3 separate regions of the Mus musculus genome follow, and regions 1 and 3 are each linked to region 2. The links are chromatin loops, found by intact Hi-C in ENCODE. Cell type or tissue: gastrocnemius. All regions are shown on one strand.

The links. Peaks named below come from ENCODE experiments on the same cell type or tissue, not always from the same donor. Only the 100,000 strongest peaks of a DNase experiment are listed, where the experiment ranks them.
Region 1: it touches region 2 in a loop (5-fold over the local background); 7 of 42 quality-filtered maps call a loop at or near these places.
Region 3: a loop joins it to region 2, with 2.2 times the contacts of the local background. A loop is called at or near these places in 7 of 42 quality-filtered maps.

The regions. Positions count from the first base shown.
Region 1 is chr1:92,770,066-92,778,065 of GRCm38, forward strand. No RefSeq gene overlaps it. Among named protein-coding and RNA genes, the nearest start is that of Gm36102, 22 kb to the left of the region's middle. In gastrocnemius, a CTCF peak has its summit at 4,970; a DNase peak (open chromatin) is centred at 6,527; H3K4me3 peaks cover 1,192 bases; H3K27ac peaks cover 4,965 bases.
Region 2 is chr1:92,693,290-92,701,289 of GRCm38, forward strand. No RefSeq gene overlaps it. Among named protein-coding and RNA genes, the nearest start is that of Gm29483, 33 kb to the right of the region's middle. In gastrocnemius, CTCF peaks have their summits at 3,739 (motif pointing right) and 5,851; DNase peaks (open chromatin) are centred at 3,346, 3,754, 4,747, 5,450 and 2 more places; H3K27ac peaks cover 3,481 bases.
Region 3 is chr1:92,783,964-92,791,963 of GRCm38, forward strand. No RefSeq gene overlaps it. Among named protein-coding and RNA genes, the nearest start is that of Gm36102, 36 kb to the left of the region's middle. RefSeq lists an enhancer at 5,139-8,000. In gastrocnemius, no CTCF peak of the experiment used is centred here; a DNase peak (open chromatin) is centred at 3,514; H3K4me3 peaks cover 224 bases; H3K27ac peaks cover 2,831 bases.

The sequences.
Region 1 (8,000 bases), 77 kb after region 2:
TCATGGTTTGGTCTTACTTCTGCTCTGCTCTGAAACTTAGCTGCTCTCACCAGACACCACCTCTGCCAGTCAGTGCCTTGGCCTTAGACCTCCACATCTCTGATATTTTGTTACGGAGACACAGACAGACTAGGCCAATCCAGGACACAGCTTGAATGCCAAAGCTGAAGGCTTCCCCCTTCTACTAGGCAGGGGATGCCTGGGGGGAGGTGTGAGTGGAGGCTGGTCTGTCCCAGAGCTCCTGCCTCTGGAGAGGCTTAGGACGCCAGGAGCACTAGACAGAGCACCCCATACCACAGAACACACCCTGAGGATCAGCTCTAGGGCATCAAGAGAGTCTTGGCTCATTAGGCTTCGGGCATTTCAATCTGGGGGCATTCTCCATTCCTAAGCCTGAGATCTGCTTCAGTTCTGCCTGATGCAATTCCAGCCAATCACTATAGTCCTGGATCCATCTTATCTGCCAGCTCTCAAGCCAATTGGTCTGACCCATTCATCCAGACAAAAAAGTGGGGGCAACATTCTCCCTGTTCTACAGCGGCCTACATCTCAGCTCTAATAACTTCAGCCTACCTCCCCATCAGTGAGTCTCCCAGGCAAAATATAGTGTACGCTGGTTAGAGCTATGGAGTCCTTCAGTGCACAGCTATCTCGTCAGCCTAACATCCCTAGCCCAGCACATCCTCCTTCTTTAGACGACCCACTGAAGCAGAGGGACTCGATTTCTGAATTGCTTCTGTTGTATTCTTCCTTCAGTAACAAGCACATTTTTAAAACATTTGTAATCACAGGAGAAATACAACAAAACAATAGCTGGGCCATATAATTTTATATAAAGCATAAACCAAATAATACCAAGGAGAAACCCACAGGAGCTTCTCGGGAGCGATGTGAAGCAGACTGTTGGTGGTTTGAGCATCCCATGTTCTGTACTCACACTTAGCGCTGAAGGCCAAGCGCAGAAGACATACAAGCGCCACTGCTGTTGGCGCGGAACCCTCGCAAAGCCCTCAACTTTACTACCATGTGAGCTAGTTTTATGTCAACTTCACACAGGTTAGAGTCATTGTGGAGGAGGGAACTTCAATTGAGAAAAATTTTTCCCACCAGATTGGCCTGTGGGCAAGCCTGTGGTGTGTTTTCATGGTGGATGATTGATGTGGAGGGCCCAGCTCACTGTGAGCAGTGCCACCATTGAGCTGGGTGGTCTTGGGTGTTATAAGAAGGCAGGCTGAGCAAGCCATGAGGAAAAAACAGCAAGTAGCACTGCAGCTATGGCTTCTGCATCAGCTTCTGCCTCCAGGTCCCTGCCCTAGTTGAGTTCCTGCCCTAGGGTGCCTCTGTGATATGATGTCACCCAGAAGAACAAGATGAAACAAACCGTTTCCTCTCCGTCTTGCCTTTGGTTGTGGTGTTTTGTTTGTTTGCTTGCTTTTGTTTTATCGCAGCGATAGAAATCCTAAGCCAACTTCTACCTATAGTTTTGTTTGCTTTCTATAGTAGATCCTCCAATTTAGCTTGGGGCCACTCAAATACGTTCATGCTATTTAAGGGACCACTGCTTGAGACTTTCACCAACCCCCAGAGGAAACGGTGCTGATATCTGATGACAGCAGGGCTTGAGGGTCAGAAGACACATACCAAGTCTGAGCCAATTAGGAAGTGACTGACTCTCAGGGATGAAAGTTCTAGGAGGACCCTGAGCAGCAGGTGTTGCTGATACAGGACTCCTGGATACCTGATATTCTGTTCCATCACCAGTCTATAGCTGCTCCAACTGGAAATTCAAAGTTATCTCTCAGACCTTGCCATACCAGCAACAGGACACCCACCACTGGGCACTGACAATGTGGTGAGTCTTCCCAGGGACACCTGATTTTGATGATCCAATAAGAAATGTCTCATCTCCGAGTCATCCTTTCGGATTGATTGATTACATACAGAAATGATACTATTTGTATCCCTTCAAGCCACTGTGCTGGTTCCCCGTGTCGGACTCTGTTTGAGCAGCAGTGGGAACTGGTGCTGATGAGGCTATCTGTGTCCATGAGGTCACCTAAGTTGATGATGCAGGTCTGGGTTCAAAGGGCAAGGTGACTGAGCAGGACCTGCAGGCTGTCTCAGCCACCCACAGGATGACATAGGAAACGTCTTTGGCTTCCACGTCAGAATAGGCAAGAACTCAAATGTGTTCCTGGTCTGATACATTTGTTTCAAATTACAGTGGTTAAAAAAGAAGTCTCGGAGGCGATGGCCTGTTCATGGTAGCTTACCACTGCAAACATTTTTGCTAAAACAGTCACTTCAAGAAAAAAAAAAAAAAACTACAGTAGTAAAGATGACTCTGGTAACTGCACACGAGCCTGATTCTCCCTTATCCTGTCTGTAGACAGGCCCTGTCATCACGGGCCACTATTTGCAAGACATTATGTCAAGCGCCTCTCATTGGCCATCATGTGCAAATGGTTTGCTTCTTGTTAAAATCCAATCCTGGTTTGGGTTTCTCTCGGCAAAGCTCTTGATGAGGACAGGCTGCGTCTGTTTTGAGTCTGTTTTGTGTCTGGTTTGTGTCAGCTGCATCCCTTACTAAAATCAGCTCCTTCTGTGTCCCAGTGAGCCTGAATGTCTGCCATGGTCTTTTGTGGCCTGGTCACATGAGATGGCTGAGCATGCTGGCCAGCAGTGTCAGTGAGCAAGTCCCATGTCCAGCCCAGGGAACCAGAGGCCAGATGCCATTCTTAGCAAGACGCAGCTACCACAGGGCCATCCCTGTGGTAGCGGGAGGTGGCATCGGCTCTCTGCCTCTAGGATCTTCGGCTCCTTTGAAGTACCAGTCTGAGACGGAGTGAAAAGGATTTGCATCAAATGCGATCTAAGGGCATGTCACTCCTCGGGTCTCTAGTCTGTGCGGCTCTGTGGCTGTTAAATTCAGACAGGCCTTATCAACGATAAAAGGCTGGTCTGGGGGTGGGATTAGTAATCAGGCACGCTCAACTCTTCAGGAGAGCCTAGGCTTTTATTCCTGGGAGTCTCCCTCTTTTTATAAATGCTTAAGGAGAGCGCATGAACTTCCCAGTGCAGCTGGCTTCCAGATGATCCAGGGAAGCAGACAGCACCACTGGGAAGTGACAGTGTGGGCCTCCTTGGGACTAATGTGGTGAGCACCTTCATGATGAGGGACAGTGGGATGGAAGCTCATGGAGTAGAGAGTCTGCTGGCAAGGGAGGTATGTAAGCAAGGCTGATACCCTGGGGATCCCGTGGGCAGGACTGCAGATAGGGTTGCATGTGAGCTGAGCAGTCAGCAAAGTCACTCAGCCCTTCTGCTTTAGGTCGGGTGACCTGTCTCACGGATGCCTAACTGGTGGGCAGCCTTCTCAGGGGTCAAGAATGAAAGGCAACGTCGTTTAAAGAAAAGCCTGGGTGCCAAGACCCATCTATACATCTTACCATTTGTTTCTCTGCCACTGCCCTGCTCAGTATTGCAAGCAGATGGTGCAAACACCTAGCCAGGAAGCTGCACCTCTGTGTCCCAACCTAGGGCAGTTTCACATCAGCGTGACTGCTTGGCTGCAAGTCTTTTGAAAGTGGCTTCAGAGCTAAGTGTCCCCACTTTATTTTTTCATTAATTTATTTATTTATTCACTTTACGTCCCAATATCCGCACCCCCTTCTCCCAGTCCCTTCTCACACAGCTCCTCCCCCATCCTCTCCTAAGAATGGGGAAATCAGAATGGGGAGATCCCCTGGGTATCGCTCCACCCTGGCACATCAAGTCACTGCAAGGCTAGGCACATCCTCTCCCACCATGGCCAGAAAAGCAGCCCAGTTATGAGAATGGGATCCACAGACAGGCAACAGATTTAGTGGCCCTAGGGGGGGACCTTCATGAAGAAGGCTAAGCTGCACATTGGCTACATATGTGCGGGGACCTGGTCCAGCTGATGCTTGCTCTTTGGTTGGTGGTTCAGTCTCTGGGAGCCCCCAGGGTCCAGGTTAGTTGACTCTGCTGGTCTTCCTGTGGCGTCCCTTCTCAACATTTGTGATGGTCTCTTCTCTCTCTAAGCTCTTCTTGTTTTGTTTTGTTGGCAAGTTTTTTTGGTTTGCCAGGGTGTGGTTTTATTTTGTTTTGGTTTCTTTGAAACAGATCAAAGCATTTGGAAAGGGGTTTTCCAGCGGTCACTGTTGTAATCACCTGGGTCTCTGTGTGTTATGCATTCCCCTGTGACTCTTAGGGAGCCAGACGCCCAAGGCATATGGGTACACACACACACACACACACACACACACACACACACACACACACCAGACAGGACCAGCCTCTGGCTCTAAATCCAAGCATACTGGTCCCATCCCTGGGACCCTCGCAATAGCAACAGTGCTCTCCTGACAGTCAAAGCTGAGACAGTGCCCTAGTGGAGCATTCCTGGGCTAATAAGAACCCCACAGTCTCCTTGTGGGTGTCGGTGGTGAGCTCTGTGTCCACCCAGTATCAGACTTGTCCTCCAGGAAGATTCAAATCAAGTCCTCTGCCACTCACCAGCCAAGCTGCCCCAGGAAGCGGCTTCGTAGTGTCATAAAGGGCAGCTAGAGATACACAGAAGTTGCAGATAAACAAAGAATTCATTGACAGATCTCTTTCAGGGAATCACAAGCTGCGTTTCCGAATGATAAGGCTTTTAGCTCTGAGCCTGGAGAACCAGAGGCTCAGGATTCTAAGCTTTCAGAGCCAGGTCGGGTTGCTGGCTGCAAGGACTCAAGGCTGAGAATCGCTGCCTAGGGCTTAGAACACCACCAGCCAGATCCGGTTACAGCTCTGGAGGTTTGGATAAGGACCCTCAGCGCTCAGACGCTCAGACGTCTCTCGTGAGCTCTTCTGGACTGCTGGAGCCGCAGCCTGCGGGCTCACCTCCTGTCTCTGGTTCTTACAGGCTCGTGTGCTCTGCAGTTTCAGTTTCCGCACTGTCTCTCGCCTTCTCTATACTGCCCACTGCCTGTAGTGATCTCTGGATCTCTCTATCTGCCTTCTGGTGTTATGGTTCAGAGCTTCTTGTATCAGGTCCTGGTGACTCTGTAACTATTCAGCGGTCACTGCTAGAAGCCCCAGGTCTCTGTCTGCTTTTTTTGCACAAACAGCCCAGCCCACTCTACCCATAGTAAAGAGCAAAAATAGCTAAAAGTTCAAGTGATACCTCAAATGAGACCTAACCTTTGCAATACCAGGGGTCAATACCCAGGAGAGAAGCCTGATTGTATAGCAGAAGAGGGACTGAAAACATGTGCCCAGAGTATAATTCCACAAGCCACAGCCTTGCATCCATATAGCACTGGACTCTGCCAGTCGTAACTATTACGCTGTACCCTCCATAGACTTTTTGCTGAGTCACTGGGGAGGTGATCTTCCTCCTGCCCTGGGTAGCTTCAGGGCAAACAAGCTCACCTAAAGTTCTCCAAGGCTTGTGACAACTCTGAGTGGGGTTGTCAGCAGCATCACAGCTGGAGAAAATTTGTCCCTGAAGGAGAAGCATGTGACTCTGGCAGCACTGTGGCTGCAGAGGTCCTAGCAGCTGAAGTACAGTTTCTCAAGCCATTGAAAGTATTTAGGGTGCCATGACAGCCCGGTGACAGCTCCCTGCTCAAGGCAGTCAGGCACAAATGAGGGGTCTGGCAGACATCAATCAATGGGTCAAATCATCAGACAGCCCAACAGCTTAGTTTATTTGAAGGAAAAAAATAACCATTAAAGGCTGCTTACAATAAGATAAGAACATTCTTAACAAGATTTAACCGTGTTTTAACTTGGGGTTGGAGCAATAGCTCCATGGTAGAGCACTTGCCTATCAATACTGGGGCCCAGGGTTCAATCCCTGGCACAAGATACTCTCGAGAACTGGGTCTTTCTGACTCCATGCTTTCCAGCCTCAGTTTCCCCAATGTGGGTGGAACTGCAGACCTCCCCCATACACACAGCCTCTTAGGAACATTAAGAGACATCAGCGGAAGGACAGCATCCCTGGTCAGGAAGAGACAGGTGCTTGCTGGCAGCTGGGAGCTCCACACATTGAAGCTCCAGCCAGCTGTTCACTCTCATGCTTGGCAAGTGGACATTCCCACTTGTGTTCTTCTTTACAGAGGTCTGAACTATAGGCTACTGGACAAAACAAAACAAAACAAAAAACAAACAAAAAACCTACCTGTGAAAAGAAAGGGTCGTGAGGAGCCTCTAGCCTGGACTTCCACATATTCCTCTCTATGGTGCCAGGTTGATATATGTATCACCCCAGAAATGGACCAGCTTGTGTGAAATCTAAGTGGATAACACTTAAGACAGAGAGAAACGCACAAGAAAAAGTAGCCTCTCCCCACTCAACCACACCCTCCTCATTCCTCTCATCCTTGCTGTGTCTGGACTGGACTTCTTTCCTCAGATCAAAATGCAACATTTGCTCTAGAGCTGTGTGAGCCAAGCCTCTGCACCTGTCATTCCATGATGCCAGCCACCCCGTGAGCAGCAGCCCCAGAGGCCCAGTCCCCATCTGCAACGTGCACATAGGCTGCCCTCTCTGTAGTCAAGTGGTGCCATGAGCCATCCCATCTCTCCCGGAATCATGGACACAGCCTCCCATGCTGCAGTCAGTGATGGAAGGTCTTCTACATCTCCCAGGGCAACCAGACAACAAGAGCACCAGCCCCATCTTCCCAAGGTTTGCTCCTGTGTGTCATATAGGCACTCTGGGCCACTAAGTCTGCAGCTCACCTGCATGTCCTCCAACACTCATAAGAGTGACAAAATGGGCACAAATCTCCAAGATGGTTGGCATCCAAGCCTGAGGAGCTCCAAATTCAGCATCCCCAATGTCTGACTGAGTTGTCCTGGGACAGTGAGCCCATCCTCCGAGACCCCTGATGGGTCCATCAGTGTTCAGCCTGCATTCAGGCTAGGGGCCTGGGAGGCTAGAACTTTGCATGGTCACTTAGTAGTTAAAGGTAAGAAGGTCTGGAATCCCTGTGAGGGAGGTGGTGGCAAGCTTGACGGTAAGGTGGAAGAGAGATATCAGAAAGTTTGGTTGCAATGTGAAATGGCCCCCATGGGCTCCTGTGGTTGAACACTTGGTTCCTGGCTTTGGGTGCTATTTGGAGACGTTATGAAACCTTTAGGAGATGGTGGAACCCTGCTGGAGGAGGTTGCACCTTGGGAGTGGGCTTTGCTCTTTGACTGCATAGCTCCACTTCCTGCTCCTTCGCTGCTCTCTGACTGCTACACCATGTAAAGAACTGGTCTCACATGCTCTCTGTCATGCCTTCCCCACGATGGCCAACTCTAACTCTATGGAACTGTAAGTCAAATAAAGCTTTTCTTCCTTGTGTTGCCTGCTTTAATCCAAGTATTCTATCAAAGCAACAGAAGAGAAGCCAAGACAGTGTCTACAAACCTACTTTTGACATTCAGAGTTCCCTCTTGCCAGAGTGATGTTTGATTTGGAGAATTGACATGTGGTAGCAGATGTCATGGTCAGGATGAAGTAGCCTCCAGGCTCTCCTCTCTTCCCTTCATAGTCCTTAGGACCATTGCTGGGAGGTGGCCTCTGGCCATAATTCCTAAATGGGGCAGGCTTCCACCCTGCTCCTCGTATGAGAGGGATCTGGAGTCCTAACCAGGGTGGCTGACCCAGCCCTAAGAATGATGGATGAAGACATGGGAGAAGTGACCTCATCAGGTGCCTCGCAACACCCTGTGACTCCAGATTCAGGGCATCCACAGGCACGCATGTGTACATAGAATTTAAAATAATAAAATTTAATCTTTTTAAAAATTGTGACAGACTTTGAGAGACACTGTCTCAAGAAACAAGGTGCATGGTGCCTGCAGAATGACAAGGTTGACCTCTGACCTCCCATATGCACGCATACCATTGTAACTTTAATTTTTTTCAAACCCTTATTTTTAATGATGGTTCTTAAACGCTTTAACCTCCCTTGTAACCCACCACCCAGCAGAGG
Region 2 (8,000 bases):
TAAGTGTCACTGCAGTGGCCAGAAAGGCTGCTGCCTGGAGTCTCAGAGCAGGCCCCCAGTGTCTCGGGAAGGGACAGATGAGAATATCGAGAAGATTATGGAAGGCAGTGACTCCACAGGGGTCACCAACCGCAAAGTAACAGCTATAGCAAAGGAGAGGTACAGGGCTGGAGGAGAACCCACCGTTCTGCATTCAAGAGGTAGGGTGGATTACTGGGAAGACCCTGAATTTTTCCATGGAAGCAGCCGTTCCCCCTTCCATGGGACTCCCAGATGAGCGGGAGCTGGCAGTGGGTCACACTGTATTGGGTTCAAGAGCAGGAAGTGAGACCGAGGAGCTTCTAGGAGGGGAAGAAGCTAACTCTGCCCTGGATGGACCAGGATGGCATAGAAGTATCTCTGGCTGGGACAGTGTGCTGGGACAGAGGCAAGTAATCGAGGCACAGAGAAAATCTCTTCAATAGGAGGATGTGCATCCCCTTCAAACAACACCTTGACATTGCATCCCAGAGAAGGGGCCCTTAAAATCAGTATGTGAGAACACTCAGTTGCCAACTCCATAACTCTGTTTTATTATTATTATTTTTAAAGACAAAGTCTCATGTGATCCATGCTGACCTCAAACTTATGATGTGCTGCAGAGACCTTGAACTTCTAATCCTCTGCCTCCACCTCCCAAATGCTGGGGTCACAGGTGTACCCCCCACACACACACAGCGACTGGTTTATCAACTGTGTAATTCTTGAACTCAGCAGGACAAGCAGGACAGACGCAGGACTGGTAGAGGAGGGTTCTCAATCATCAACGGGAAGCAGGAAAAAAAATGTGCTACCATTTTAAGCCTTAAAACAACTGTCAGAAATTTCAGGGTTAATAAGAAGTTTCAACAAAGAAGTAGGGTGTGAAAAGAAACCCAATAACCAGAGACGCTCCCCGAGGCTGAGGCAGCCTGGCAGAGCAGATAATAAGACACAAAAATAACTCATAATTGTATCAAAATCCCAAAATAAGCAGAAGCAAACCAAAGCACTATGAAGGGTCCTATCCGAGGGTGGGGTGTACTTCAGTATAAATGGGGACAGGTGTCATTGTCATGTCCCCAAGTGGCAGACTAAACAGGTCAGAATTGCTAATTCTTTGCAAAATAACTCACAAGTTGAACTCGAATGTTCAACATATTAGCAAAAAAAAAAAAAAAATCAGTGAAAATATTTAAAAATAAAACATCCTAAGATTCACTTGGAAAAAAAATACTTTGTCCTGCTGATAAGCTCTATTCATATTTAAAGCTATAAGGAATTAAGTCAGACATACACTGGGACCAGTGAGACAAATCCCACATTGGGGAAACTTCGAGGGGTAAAATCCAGACTATAAGGAAGCTGGACCTCACTGCAGGCCCATGAGAGTGACATGGGTGACTTGGCGATCATCCACCAGCTACATGGGGCAGAACACTTCATGCCACACAACAGAAATCCTGAGGCAGGAAACTCAGGTTATTAAACAAGACAGCAGACCAAGGCTGAGGGTGAATTTTCAACATGCAAAGTATTGACTGGGATAGAGGGGAAGGAAAACAGTGTATTGAACCTCTGTGATATCAGCCCATCAAGTTAAAAGAATAAGGTAATGAATAGACCTGTTAAATTAGGGGCTGGAGAGATGACTCTGTGGGTAAACACTTGCTACATTAGTATGAGGAACAGAGTTCAGATCCCCAGAACCCACAGTAACCCAGGTCAAGTTGGCTAGAGAGACCAGCTCAAACTGGTGAGCTCCAGATTGGGGGTGGGGGTGGGGGGAAGGAGCAAGAAGGACAGAACTTTGACTCAACAAATAAAGTGAGATTGACCTGGCATCACTCTCTGGCTTACACACACACACAAACACACACACACACACACACACACACACACACACACACACACACAGAGAGAGAGAGAGAGAGAGAGAGAGAGAGAGAGAGAAAGAGAGAACTGCTAAATTTTAGCAGAATTGAAAAATCAACAGAATAATCAAACGTTAATCCAGAAGAATTTGAAAAGATGTAATAAAAATGATAGTTTAGCTGGCTACTTCACAAAGAGCTTAGTTTGACAAAAACTGAACCTTTTTGGAGACATCCACAGTCTCTGAACTTTGGCTACTGGTGAGGACTGGAAGAAACAGGCACTTTCTGGGAACCATGTGAACTGTTGGTGCAGTGTTTCATGACTGCAACATCAGTACCCTTGCCACAGACTGAGAAAGGAGGATTGCCACAAGTTCAAGGCCAGCCTGGACTATCTGGTAAATTCAAGTCTAGCCTGGGCTATAGTATGAAGTTTTAACAACAACAACAAAAACAAACAAACCAGCAAACGGAGGACACCTGCTGGGACTCACAGGAATCTACTCTAAAGAAACAAGCACCGAACCTCTCTCTCTATGCCTGTCTTAGTCACTGTTCTACTGCTGTGAAGAGACACCATGACCAAGGCAACTCTTATATAGGAAAGCATTTGACTGGGACCTTGCTTACAGTTTCAGAGATTTAGTCCATGTCACTATGGCGGGGCCATGACAGCACTCACGGTAATGGAGAAGGAGCTGTGAGCTACATCCTGATCCACAAGCCAAAACACTGGGCGGGGCATGGGCTTTTTGAAACCTCAAAGCCCACCCCCAATGACGTACTTCCTCCCACAAGGCCACACCTCCTAATCATTTTCAACCTATCAAAGAATTCCACTCCCTGGTGACTAAACCTTCAAATATATGAGCCTATGGGGGCCGTTCTTATTCAAACCACACAATGCCCATCAAATTGGTTTTCATGTGCTTGCAATCCCAGAAATTTACAGAGAGAAACTCATGAGAAAAACAATGACATCACTCAGCATTAAACACAGAGGCACAACTTGCAGTAAACAGAGGCAAACTGCTCGGGAACACAAACCCTGAGAAACAGCACACTGGACTGAGAGCTGCCCAGGAGCCAGAGGGCAGTGGGTAGTCGCGGGTCTGAGAGGCCCCTACAGGCCTCTTGTCTGGATGCTTATCCACATGTTCAGAGATTTTCTCGTCGGAGAAATATCATACAATTAGACATGAGTGGGTGAGTTTAATACTACCCAAGGACCCCTGGTGCCAGGCTGGTCAGCGCCCTTTCTAGCTGGTAATTCCCGGTCCTCATTCCCCAGGTCATATCAGCAAGTTCAGTGGATGTGAGCCCGGCTGCAGGACAAATGTCCAGAAGACACCCAGTTCAGTCTCCCACCCAACCAGTAGCCTCTCACAAATGTCCCTCCAGGTGCCCCTGTGTGGGCTTCTGGTTTCCAGGGAGAGTTACACAGGGACAGGTGGAGCACGCCTTGGCCTGTGTATCCAGAGTGACATGCCACATGGCCTGACACACCTGACACACACCCCTCTCCAGAAAACCCTGTTGTTAGGCTGAACTTAGCCCAACACCCACAGAGAGCAATTCCAAGTCAGCTTGCAGAGAAGTGGACCAGTAAAGATGGCACCAGGTTTGCTCTGTTTGGGGATGAGAAACGGTGGCCTAGGAGGCTGGTTTTCTCTGGGGTACCCACCCCTTCCCCTTGCCTGTATCCCTTAGTTTCTGATTCCAGGCCCAGATTCACAATCCCTTCTCAGGTGTGAGGTTCCTAATCAGAGCTCAAATCCAAAGGCCCAGTGGACTGGGGAGGCAAAACGTTGAAGTACCCACAGCCTACTGTAAGTGATGGCCTCCCACCACCAGGAGGCGCTGAAGCTCAAGAAAGACCAGTGGATGCCTCAGACACACTCTATAAGAATTCTGCTAGTCTCTGAATCCCTGTTTACAGGCCCAACCCGGCCCTAATCCCAGCTGCCAAAGTTAACTTGCTAGGAGTTGTACCCCAATTTATCTAGACCAGGCTGGGCAAGATCAGGCCTTCTTCTTGGCCTGCGGAGAGAGGCCTCAGGACTTAGCAGACATGCCCAGCAAGACAACAGACACAAGACTCAATTCCATCCTGACTGCATCCCAGTCACCCAGGCTTGGCTGGGGCAGATCATGGTACCCTTTATAGGCAGGCATATATTTAAGCTATACCGCTGCCTGCTTTGAGAGTTACAGCAGGCAGTAAGTGGCTCCAGGCCCCCAACTGTTCCCTCTATTTGGAGCCTCCTTGATGATCCCAGAATTTGAGCTCTCCAGGCCGGATGCTAAGAATGAGTGAAGTATGACACATGAACACACAAAATCCAGGCTTCTCAGGTGGTCTTGACTGGCCAGTGTGGGCCCCAATTTACTGCTTTAGCATGCCCATCAAGGCTTCAGAAAATATGTGCGGAATCCCGCAGCCTGAGAAAGCACACTGGATGCCAGCCTTGGGCAGAGTGATTCTGAGTTCCCTTAGGCACTGGGCTCTTTCAGTGTCCCTTGGGGCTCCAAAAAGGTTGGTGGATCCTGTGTGTCCTTCCAGGGTGGCTTTTTAGAGTTCAGAGGTTCCATGGGCTGTGAACTCACCTCTAGGTCTCAGTCATCCACCGAGCAAGATGAGACCAAAGGACAGATAGGGGAGCACTCAGGAGAATGAAGGGCCACAGATGCAGCATACAGGGACACAGCCCAACCTGCATCACTGAGTCTGTACACGCTTGGCCTCACTCTGTCTCCCCCTAGCCCTCTTAGGCCCCGTGCTGTAGGCTATGTGTCCAGACAGAGCTCCAGCCCAGGATAAGGCTGGCACATAGCCATCAGGATAAGGCTGGGTCTCAGGGACAGCTCTGGGAAGGCAGCTGAGGGGAGAGGGCTGAGGCCTAGTCACATCATGATCAGGGTCTACCCCTTGACTTTAGCTCTTCCCTTGAGAGGATTCTCTGACAAGGTCATGCCTGGTTGGTTCTAGTTGGGGTTGCCTTTAAGGACAGCAGAGCAGCCTCTGCTGCCGGCAGCCCTAGCTACTAGCCTGGCAGTCCTGGTGTGATCATGGTTCCTGGTGGTGCAGAGGTCACAGGCTGGTCTCAGTGTCTCCCTGTGCCACCCTCTCTGGCCCTCAGGAGTCCCCTGCTCTATAGCCAGTGTTAGGTTGAGTTTCCTTACAGCCCATAGCAGACGGAAAACTTCTCACTTAGTCTCAGAATGAGCGTACGCTGTTTAAACAGGAATACGTAGCATCGCCACAAAGGAAACATATCACAGGAAAAAAATGAAAGCAATCTGAAGACAGTGCTCTCTCCACGAGGACATCCATTATGCTCCCAGTGTCTCAGTGGTAGGAAGAGGCCAGGGCTTCACTGAGACAGAGCCACGGTCCTGCCAACATTGCTATAACTTGCTGTGCCAACCAGCGGCAGAAGGGCACCTGGATGGGGCAGAAATCAGCAGTGGGTGGTGCAGTGGGTGGGAGCTGGGTGCCTCAATGTCCTTCTTGCCTCTGCTTCTTCTTTCTCCTGGTGTGAAGTGGGGACATCAGCTGGCCCTAAGCCAGCTCCACTGGGGGTGTCCGCAGCCCAGAACCCCCAGGGACACCTACCTTTTCAAATGGCACCCATCTTAGGCCCACTGTGTCCAAGAAGGTCCTGCTCCAGACTCACCCTCATGGATCTAAAACACCCCCATCCTATCTGCACTCCTGCTCCCCCAATCCACTCCATCCCTTCTCTTCCCACTGCCTCCTCCTCAAGGAAGCCTTCCCATGTTTCTCCATCAGCAGCCTTCTTCCCAAGAGCATCTTTCTAGGCTCCTCGCCCTATCATGGCCCCCTTCTCTCCTTCCTGCAGGGCCTGTTCAGGCCAGACCCTAAAGCCAAGAGGACAGAAGCACGTGCTGGCCGTGAAAGAGGCCTGCTGGGGGCAGGTCAGGGAGCGGCAGCTCAGCAGGACTGTTTGTCCTGGTCCTTGGACTTGACAAGCTGCTGACAGGAGGCAGCTGGTTCCCAGTGACAGGCAGACGGGGGCGGTGGCACCTGTCATCCTTTCTGCCCTGCCTGCTGAGCTGAGCTGAAGTAGCTGCCTGTTTGGGAGGAGCAGTGGCTCTCCCCACGGGCTGCAGGGTCTGCCATGCTTAGGCTTGCAGTGAGAGGGCGGAGACCAAAGCCACACCCACTGTCTCACAGCCTGAATGGCCCCGTGCCAGGCTGTGGTTGCATACGCAGCCCCTAGCATGCCCTACCCCACCAACTATACCAAGAGACTCACCAGCTTGGAGCCCTGGGGAGGTGCTGTCTGTGCTCCTGGGTGTTTGCAGCTGTGAGCTGGAGGAGGTGTGGAGCTCAGGTCAGATGAGCAACATGAAAAGGCACCCTAGGTCCTATTAAGTGGCCCCGGTTCCTTTTGTACCCCCTTTCTTTTATCCCTCTATTCTAGCCTCTTTAATGAATGACAGTTGCTCTGCTAGAGCTTAGCTCTAGATGTCCCAGATGTGTCATCGAGACTGTGGTCTTGGGGTGGTCCTAGGACAGGTCACCAGTTTCTGTCCCTCAGGGATTCAGGGACACTTGCTCAAGTTCAGCACTCAGCTCTTCCCTGGTCCTCCATAGCGTTCCCTATGCATAGTCAGTCTTCTTAGGCGCTCCATCCAGAGCACAGAACTCTGGGAGAGAGCTCAGAGCCACAGAACCTCCTGCTGTGCGCTGGCCAGACTCAGCCAATACAATCTCCATCTCAGCGGCAGGCCAGGCTGCCCTCCTTTTGCCTCCTCAGCAAGATTCAGAGAGCTGCTGTCTCCCATCAGGAAAGACAATGTTCCTATACGGTCTCTCCTGCTAGTCCTTTTGCTTGGAAAACGTTTCTTTAAAGCATAATCTTACTCTGCAGCCCTGGCTGACCTGAAATGCCTTATGTAGGCCAGGTTGCACCACCCTCCCTCACAATTCATAATGTAGACCAGGCTGACCCAAAACTCCTAATGTAGACTAAGTTGGCCCAGAACTCTTTATGTAGACCAGGCACCCTTTTAACATGCAGAAACCCTTCTGCCTTTGCCTCTTGAAATAACAGGCTCATGCTAGCTCCTCCCTCTTGTCTCTGTCTCTATCTCTGTATCATCCTCTGCCACCCCCTTGTGTGTGTGTGTGTGTGTGTGTCGGTCTATCTCTGTCTCTCTGTGTGTGTATCTCTCTCAGTTTCTCTCTGTCTTTCTGTCTCTCTTTGTCTCTGTCTGTATGTGTCTGCGTATCTCTCTTTGTCTGTCTGTCTGTCTGTCTGTCTGTCTGTCTGTCTGTCTCTCTCTCTCTCTCTCTCTCTCTCTCTCTCTGTGTGTGTGTGTGTGTGTGTGTGTGTGTGTGTGTGTGTCCCACAGACTTTTATCAGGTTTGTTTGTATAAGCATGAAAGGGTTGGGATTATCTATTTGAGCAGGACAACTTCCCACTGGATACACCACTAGAGAAAACAACTCCCCCTCCTTCCACAGCCATTAATATCCTTTAGATCCTAGAGAAGGGCTGGGTCCTCACAAGCCCCTCCCCATCCACAAAGGAAAGGTGAAGGATCCGATCTAATGCCTCTCTGGTGCCCTTAGGCTAACCCACTGTGGGATACAGAGTGTGTGCAGCCATGCCACGCCTAGAAGACATCATTTCTCAGCACTCCTCCCTAGCCTCTGCCTCCTACTTCCAACTCCTTTCACCAAGCTCCTGCGCCTTGGAGCATGATAAGGGTGTCTCCTTAGGAACACCTAACTTTTAAAAGTCCATTCCTTTTTTTTTTTTTTTTTTTTAGTTTGTCCTTAGACTTATCTCAGCAAGATTTACTGCTGAAAAAGGCCTTGGAGGGGCAGCTGGGAGGTGCGATTTAAACTATTGAATTTCTCACACCAGTGTGACCAACACTTAGATTGGCTTATTCCTATCTGTCTCCCATTTATTTATTTTTCTCCAATAAAGCACTCTTGTAGGGTAAACACCAGCCACAGGAAGGCCAAGGTCAGCTATTCATAGCTCCCTTGCTCTTCTCACCCCCACCCCACCCATGGATGGCTTCCATAATTACTTCGGGAATTACCTTCCCCATGATTCTGGAAA
Region 3 (8,000 bases), 91 kb after region 2:
GATGCAGGAGGATCTGAGAGTTCTACATCTTCATCTGAAGGCTGCTAGCAGAATACTGGCTTCCAGGCAGCCAGGAAGAAGGTCTTAAAACTCACCCTCACAGTGACACACCTACTCTAACAAGGCCACACCTTCTAATTGTGCCATTCCCTGGGCTGAGCATATACAAACCATCACAAGCCTCCATCATGGGCACTGAAGCTCCTGAGAGAAGCTCCACCCGGTGTAGTGTATGGAAAGCCCAATGTGGAGGGGACAGGGTGGCTTTTCCTATGCTCAGGATGCTGTGAGCCAAGGATTGGATGGATGTAGGGTGGCAGTTAGCTTCCAGAAGCCTGCTCACAGGTCCTCTTCTGGGGAGAATCAGAAAGAAGCTGACTCTTATCTGGAGAGGCAGGGATGAGACACACGCATGGCAGGGCTGAGGAGCTTGGAAGAACACGTACCAGGTCAAAGGAGCTGAGAAGTGAGGAGGAAGAAGACAGGAGATAGGGGCTAGCATCTCCCCATCAGGGATGCTCAAATAGCTCACAACCGTCAAGGGCTGAGCACATGGCTCACACTCGACTGGGTGAAGAGAAACCATTAAGTATCTAGAGCTAAGAATAAGCGTTTGCCCTCCCTGCTGGTTAGTTCACCAACAAGACACCACCCAATGGAGACACCCAGGAGGGCCAGAGGTAAAAAGAGAGATTAGAGAACACATTTAGCTCCTTGCTCTGAGGAGGTGCTCCACAGTAAAATTCCATATTTCACACAGGAGATAGGGATCACCACAAGCTATGGAAAGCAAGGTCTCCCCTAGGACCTCAAACGTGGCTCCTGCTCTGTCAGCCCAGACTCAACATCCTGGTGAAAGAACCTGGCATTCTCATCCCCAGGGACTCTTAAGCAGAGTCTCAGGCAGGGCCCTGACACTTCCCACACCCGAGCCCTGGTGGAACTCACGACTGCCCATCCCAAAGCTGCTGGGGTCATGCATCCTAGCAAAGGGCTCAGGAGCAGAGCTTCATGGTTTCAAGATTCCTGTCGGGGAGGCCCCTTGGTATCTTCCTCCTCGCTCCCTAACAGCATCACAGATCCTGCTCCCCAGTACCCTTTTGATTGCTCATTTTAGCAGCTGAGGTATTCTGAAGGCAGACACTGCCCGCCGGAGATAATGGCATGGAGTATATGAGTCCCTGGCCTACGGAACACGACTGTAGCTTCACCTTGAGCCTTGGAAGCAGGCCCAGCCTGACTCAGCCTCAGACAGCCCTTTAGACCCCTGGCTATCAGCTCCCAGAGACACCTGTGCTGGACCTTGGACTTGCCCGCTACTCTGTAGTTCCTATGGTCAGAATGTTTCTGTCCCCTGAATCTACATACTGAAACCTAATGCTCGATACCATAGTGTTGTGAGCCTCTGGGGATAAGTAAGTACATTTTGCAAACAGCCCTTATGAAGAGAATTCAAGTCCTTACAAAGGAAGAAAAGCAGCCAAGGAGATAGCTCTGTCCATTAAGTCCTTGCCTTGTTTCCTCAGACACCACCCCCAAATCTGGGCATGATGATGCACATCTGTAATCCTAGCACTGTCAATGTGGAAATAGGTGGATTCTCGGGGCTCACTAACCTGCTTGTCAAGGTCCAGGCCAATGAGATACTCTGACAAAACAAACAAACACCAGCTATGGCTGGAGAGATGACTCAGCTCAGTTGATAAAGTGAATGTCAAGCAATCATGAGAACCTGAGTTCAGATTCCCAGCACTCACAGGAAAAGCCAGGCACGGTGGTGCACGCTTGTAATCCAGGCACTGAAGAATCCGAGATGAGAGGACTCCTGAGCTCACTGGACAGTTAGTCTTGCAGAATTCGTGTGCTCCAGGATCATTAAGAGACACTATCTAAAAACATGGTGGGGAGCAATTGGGAAGATACTCAAGGCTGGCCTCTAGCCTACACAGAGAGAGGGGGCAGGAGGTAGAGATAGCCTCTTTGCCCCTTACACAATGACACATCACCTATGGAAAAGTTGGCCCTCAATGTCATAGAAAATGCAGCATCTGCTTCTGCCTTGGTTGGATTTCAGGGTCAAAGAAGGTTATAATGTTCATGAGCCATTCGGTCTGTGGATTTGGTACGACAGCCAGAACAGGCAAAGGTGAGTGAGCGGGAGCCTGGAGAAGGCGGACTGCTTGAAGGTCCCACAGCAGGAGTTCAGGGAAGACCAGACTCCAGAGTGTGGAGCATGCTTTGTCCTCAAGGGCTGCACTCCGGCTTAGGCCCAGATACCTCCGGGTCCTATGCAGAGCATCTGGAACTCAGGGCCAGGTCCTATCTCAAGGCAGCCAGAGCCTTTAGCCTTGTTTCCACGATCGAATACGCAGGTGCACCGGTGTTCTGCCAAGCACACTCCATGAACATGGGTCCTTGGCCCGCTCAATTTAACTATATCCCCAGTGACCTCCACTATGTCCTTCCAGGCCCTCTGCTCCTCCCCCTTGACCCTTGACCTCACCCCAGCTCACTCACTCAGAACCCCATCATGGGTCCTGTTACCAAAGTATCCTAATACTAAAGTCACCTGGCCCACGGTGGCCCTGCCTCACTTGCTCCCACAACACCCCACAGCATTGTATCCTCTCCCTCATCTGACCCACAGTGAAGAACCCAACTCCCCAGCCCAGCAGAAGAGATGCTTAAAGGTCCCTCCTCCCACGCCTGCTTCTGCAGGTGCTTCTTGCACATATTCCAGGGCGAAGGACTGCCTGCTCCAAGATCAAGGCGAATATTCCAGGTTCAGACTGCACGTTCAGGGGGACATGCTCTAGTCCAGGACTAAGTCTAATGCACTCCTTAACATTAGGTCTTGAAATCTGTCCAGACAATCCCAGGAGGAACAATCAATGTAGTTTGCCATTTGCAGGGAACCCACACATGCTCTCAACTGTTCAGGAGAGACCGGGACCGCCCTGCTGAGCAGCAAATCTTGCTCTACCCTGACCACCTCTCTAGCAACAATCTCAGGGCTGGGGAAGGCCCAGGGTAGGAGGATCTGGGGAGAATTTTCCAGATCTCCTCTTTGCCAAGGTAGGGTAGGCCTTGCCACTTCTCTGGGAGTGTCAAGTTCTTACTCTCTAACAGTGAATGCTACCAAGGTCATCCTGCCAGCCTCTTCCTTCTGACGCTTTGAGGCCCAGTTCTGCTGTGATCCTAAGACCCAACACAAGGCCAGCTTCCTCCTGCCAGGCACAGCTCCCCACCCTCAGGCAGGACCAGCTGTGTCTATGGGGGAAGAGAGGGCCGCAGGGGCTGTGGGGAAGGGACAGATGTGCAACAAGAGGGGCATTGTCCACACTCTAATCAGACTCCCAGGAGCTGCAGGGGTGGGAACAGCTAGGCAGAGTTCTGAGCTGGAGGCTCCCAAAATAGCCAGGGTGCGGCTGGTGGCCGGGCTGGGCAGCTGACTTCACGCCACAAGCATGCTGGGCAGCCCAGCTGTCTGGGGCCGCACCTGCTCGGCCTGAGCAGAAGGCTGCCCTCGGTGGAATGGGATGAACAGCCTGGGGCCTGGCCACCCACAGCCCAGCTCTTGGCTGTGTCCCAGAGGGCCCTCCAGGCGCTTGGAGCACCATGCTACTCCTTGATCCTGTCCACTTGGGCCAAACTCACCCCCTTGACAAGGCTTGGGTCGCTCAGAGAGGTGGGCTGTTGTATGTGAAGGAAGAGACTCTACCTTCCTCGTGGGACACCTTTGAAGGAAGGAAGAATGATCTTCCTACTCAAGGCAGGGGTACCATCTGTTCTCCTGGAGGTGGGGGTGGGGCGGGGGGTTGTCTCTGTGACTCCAACACTGGCTCAGGAGGCTCGTAAACACTACTGAAGTTCATAGGTTGACATCGTTATCTTCTTCCTTGATAGTGGCTCCTGTGCCCTCCATAATGGCTTCTGGACCACCAGGAGTCAGTCACCTCAAGCTGTTCCAAAAATCTCTTTCCTTTCCTGGGCTTGAGATAGGCTAAAAAAAAAAAAAAAAAAAGTTTCCTAGGGTCAGGGCAGGAAATTGAAATTGAGTAGCCCTCAGACAAACTCCATTTCTCAGGGCTTCCTCCCCGGGGGTATCCTGGGGTAATACCCATGTCTGGATGTTCTGCGGGGGCCACCAATTCATTTTCCCGAGGGACAGATGCGTGATAACTTCTTTTGCTAGGACTATGCACAGGGAGTTGATACCCATGGGTAGATCTTGAAACAGGCAGAACTCCCTATCAGGGCCCAGGACTCAGCAGCTGTGCATCGCCCTGAGAAAGGTCAGCTGAGTGACAAATGACAACACACTGTGCAGTCTTCACTTCGGCTTTTGTGGTCCAGTGGATCATGCATACATATGACAAAGTTCAGATAATGCAAAGAACATCTTAAGAAATTAAATATCTGCCCCATAGCTTGAGAAACGCAATAAAACAACTGCAAAGGAAGGGGATTTGGTTGAATAATAGGCTAGGACCAGGTTTCTGAAGGGCTTTGTGGTTCAACCAAGGAAAAACTGTTTCTGTTCGGCTAGGCCCTGAGGCCCTCCTGTGTAAAGAGCTGGGCTGTGGGTACCTTCCACGCCTCCACATCGGTACTGCCTCAAGTGCACAGGAGCAACCTCAGGGGCAGACTCACTCACTAAGGCAAACACACCTGCTCCCACATACACAGGGATACCCAGTCCTGTTAACAGAAGGTAAGTGACAGCAGGGTCCCTAATCCCATCCCTCTGTTGGCCTTTCCTGGTTCCTCTCTCTCAAGTGAAATATTACCCCTAGCAGACCCAGTGGTGCAGGCCTGGTTGGGGTCTCCAGCATCTGTGCAGAAATCCTCAGGAATGGCCTGAGACCTGACACACACACACACACACCCTCACCCCTGCCTCCTTCACAGTCCTTGCTGTCTGTGGGGCCTTAGAACGAGGAGCACAGCAGTCCCAGGGGTGCTTTAGCTAATGCCAATCCCAGGTTTTCACACCCCTCCCAATCCCAGGACCCATAAGACCTGCACATTCTGTCCCTAACTACCCGTCTTGCCCTTCTGGCTGCATGTGTAGTTCTGAGCCCTAGGGCCACCTGGCTGAGAGACAGTGACGACAAGGTTTATCAGACATCCCATCCCAAAATGTCCAGGCTAAGGGTGTGTCACATGGAGTGTTCTGACAGACCATCCACCTGCATGTTCCAGCTGCCTTACAAAGACAGCCCGTGTGACCCAAGATGGCCTCAGAACAATGGTCCTGGAGACCAAAGAAGAATGCTACTCTGGGCCCAGGGACCTGGAGAGGCCTAAGCTAGCACATACTCTGTTGCAGCTGGAACCAAATCCCTAAGGAGTCATATAGCCAGCAACACTGCCGCAGGCTGTCATTTGGAGAAGCTGGTGGGAAGGGACCCACTCAAGCAGCTTCCTGGCCTAATTGTAAGGACTCCTCTGGGCAAATGCCCCACCTCCCTCATTAACAATGACATATGAAGAGCCTGCAGACACAAAAAAGGTCAAGGTCTCAGAAGAGGGAGCATCAGGCTCCTGGACCAAGGAGGGCCTACAGTCCTCTCAGTGAAGATGGTTCAGGTGACTGAAGCCCCAAGAGGCACCAGATTTGTCCCCACCCCTCAGCACAGGGGCAGCTGTGTCAGAGACCCAGCACCCCAAGGGCTACCAGCTCTACCCTAGAGAGGCACATCCCTACCAGCACCCAAGAGCCTCTGGAGGAAAGGTCAGCTCCACGGTGCTCCAGGCTGTTTTAAGCTGGGATGTGCTACCCTCCGCTGGATTCTGCAGAGAGCTGGTACTTGCAGAGTCGATGCTGAGGCTTTCCTGGATATAACCAGCCCATGGCCATCAGTCTATGGTGCTGACACTCACTCCCCTGGGTCTTTTGGAGGACATGCTCTAAGCGCTCAGCCGCTATGAGTTAATGCCTCAGTTTCTCCCAATGTTCTTTTTACTCAAGGTTACTGCTGCCTCCTAAGTCAGATGACTCAATAGTTCCAGCTCCATGACATCCACTGGATTGGCTAGTGGTGGCCAGCCCATTGTGCTGTCCGTTTATGGGATAGATCAACAAGCTTAGACCTTACCTGAATACCTATACCACATGCATCTCCCTTGCTCTTGATGCCTTTCAGGGTGTTTGAGTTCTGGGTGCTGGGACAAGAGATAAGGGCAGTTTGTGTGTTATCCTGGTGTCTTTTCATATTCCTGGTTTTGCGGGTGGGTATATAGACACAGAGAGGTTAAGCTGATCTTTAAGTAACAGCTCGTACTCAGTGAGTGGCAGTCCCTGCTTCTAGCAGCACCATCTGTGTGTCTTTTGGCCAGTTGTGTGGCCCTGTGCTGGTAACCAGCTGTATCCCCACAGCACATCTCCCTGACACTATGAGTCAGGTACCTCTTCTCATGCCTCTGGGCATCCAGATCTCTTCTGGAAGTGCAAGTCCCAGTGCCGTGCCTATATGCCCTCTTTGGTCACCTGTTGTTTTGTAAATAATCTGAGCTGCTCTGTACACATTCCAGACCCTGAAGTCCATCCGGTCTGATGCTGTGGTTACCTTCTTCTTTTCTGTGCCTTGGTGTCACGTCTATGGGCTTTTTCTCTCTCCCTCAGCAAACCCTCCTTAAGCATGCCACTCCACTTCTCAGTGTAGACAAACAGAATGGACGTGTTAGACGGCCCCTGCCCTTTTCAGCTCCTCACAGGATGGAGGTAGCTCAAGTGTCACAGGGGAAGCCCAGGACCTACCCCGTGGTGGATTCACAGATGCAGCAGGAGCAGGAAGATGTCAGACAGTCCAACAGAAAAGCGAGGATATTTTAACCCAGGACAGCTGCAGGGTGTGTTGCCAGGGGTAGAGTGTGTTGGGGGTGGAGGCAGTGCCCAAGGCTCTATTGCCCCCAGACGCCCTTGGTGCTGTGAAGCCGGCCATCACCCACACCCCCTCAGCTCCTTGGGAGGTGCTCAACTCACAGAACCCTCTTGGCATTAGTTCTTGGGGACGAGAAACAAAGACACTGCCATGTGTGCCTCAGAGCACCTCCTGAAGGAAAACTCCCGTTCCACAGCACAAAGTCGGCATGGGAATCTCTGGCTATACCTCTGCCCTTTGTGGAGTTAACACGGCTTCTAGACAGTGTGCCACAGTGATGGCAGGAATGCTGCAGAGAGAGGAGCTGCAGGTAAAAGCAAGACAGAGGGCCTTGGAGAGTTCCGCCCGGCCTCTCGTCCAGGAAAGGGGAGGGGAAGAAAAGGGGCGGGGCTGGATACAAAGGAAAAAAGGGGGTGGGGCTCAACCTTGAGTGTCTTGAATGGTGAGCCTAGCACAGACCTCTCTCCAGCAGCGTGCAGTGAGCAGTCCCCCTGAGAAATTAAAACACTGGAGCAGAGGGCTTCAGGTCAGAATGTCGCCTGCCCTGCATGCCTCATAACCCCAGCCCCCATTCCTGGACCCAGACCCCAGTGAGGATAAGAACCAAACACTGCCTATCTGGAGGGGCAGACAACACGTGGGAGCTGGCGTCTGGAGGACTGATACTAATTAGGAGGGGGAGCCAGACAGGAACCTGAGGGTCTGTGAGCCAGACCTGCAAAGCCAGGAACCACTCATTCCCAGATGCTGCCTGCTGCATGTCCCCTCCCTGTTCAGTACCCAGTCACATACCCCACCCAGTTGGCCTCTGCCCCCATGCCTGCAGAGTGGCCCTAACACCTTCAGCCTGCCAGCAGCAGCTAGGTACAGGACCTGAGCCAACACCAAAGGGATAAAAAAAACCTCTGCGAGGGCTGCAGGGATAACATCCTCCCAGGGGTACCCAAGGAAGGCTCCTGAACCAAAGTTCTTTCTGGAGCACACCGACCCCGTCTAACCTTGTTTAAACCTGTCTCCACCAAACTCCATAAATCAGAGCCAGTGACAGGACAGAACTTTCAGGGAGGGGGGTTGGAAATGCATTCATCGTTGAGCAATTAATAGCACGCTTCT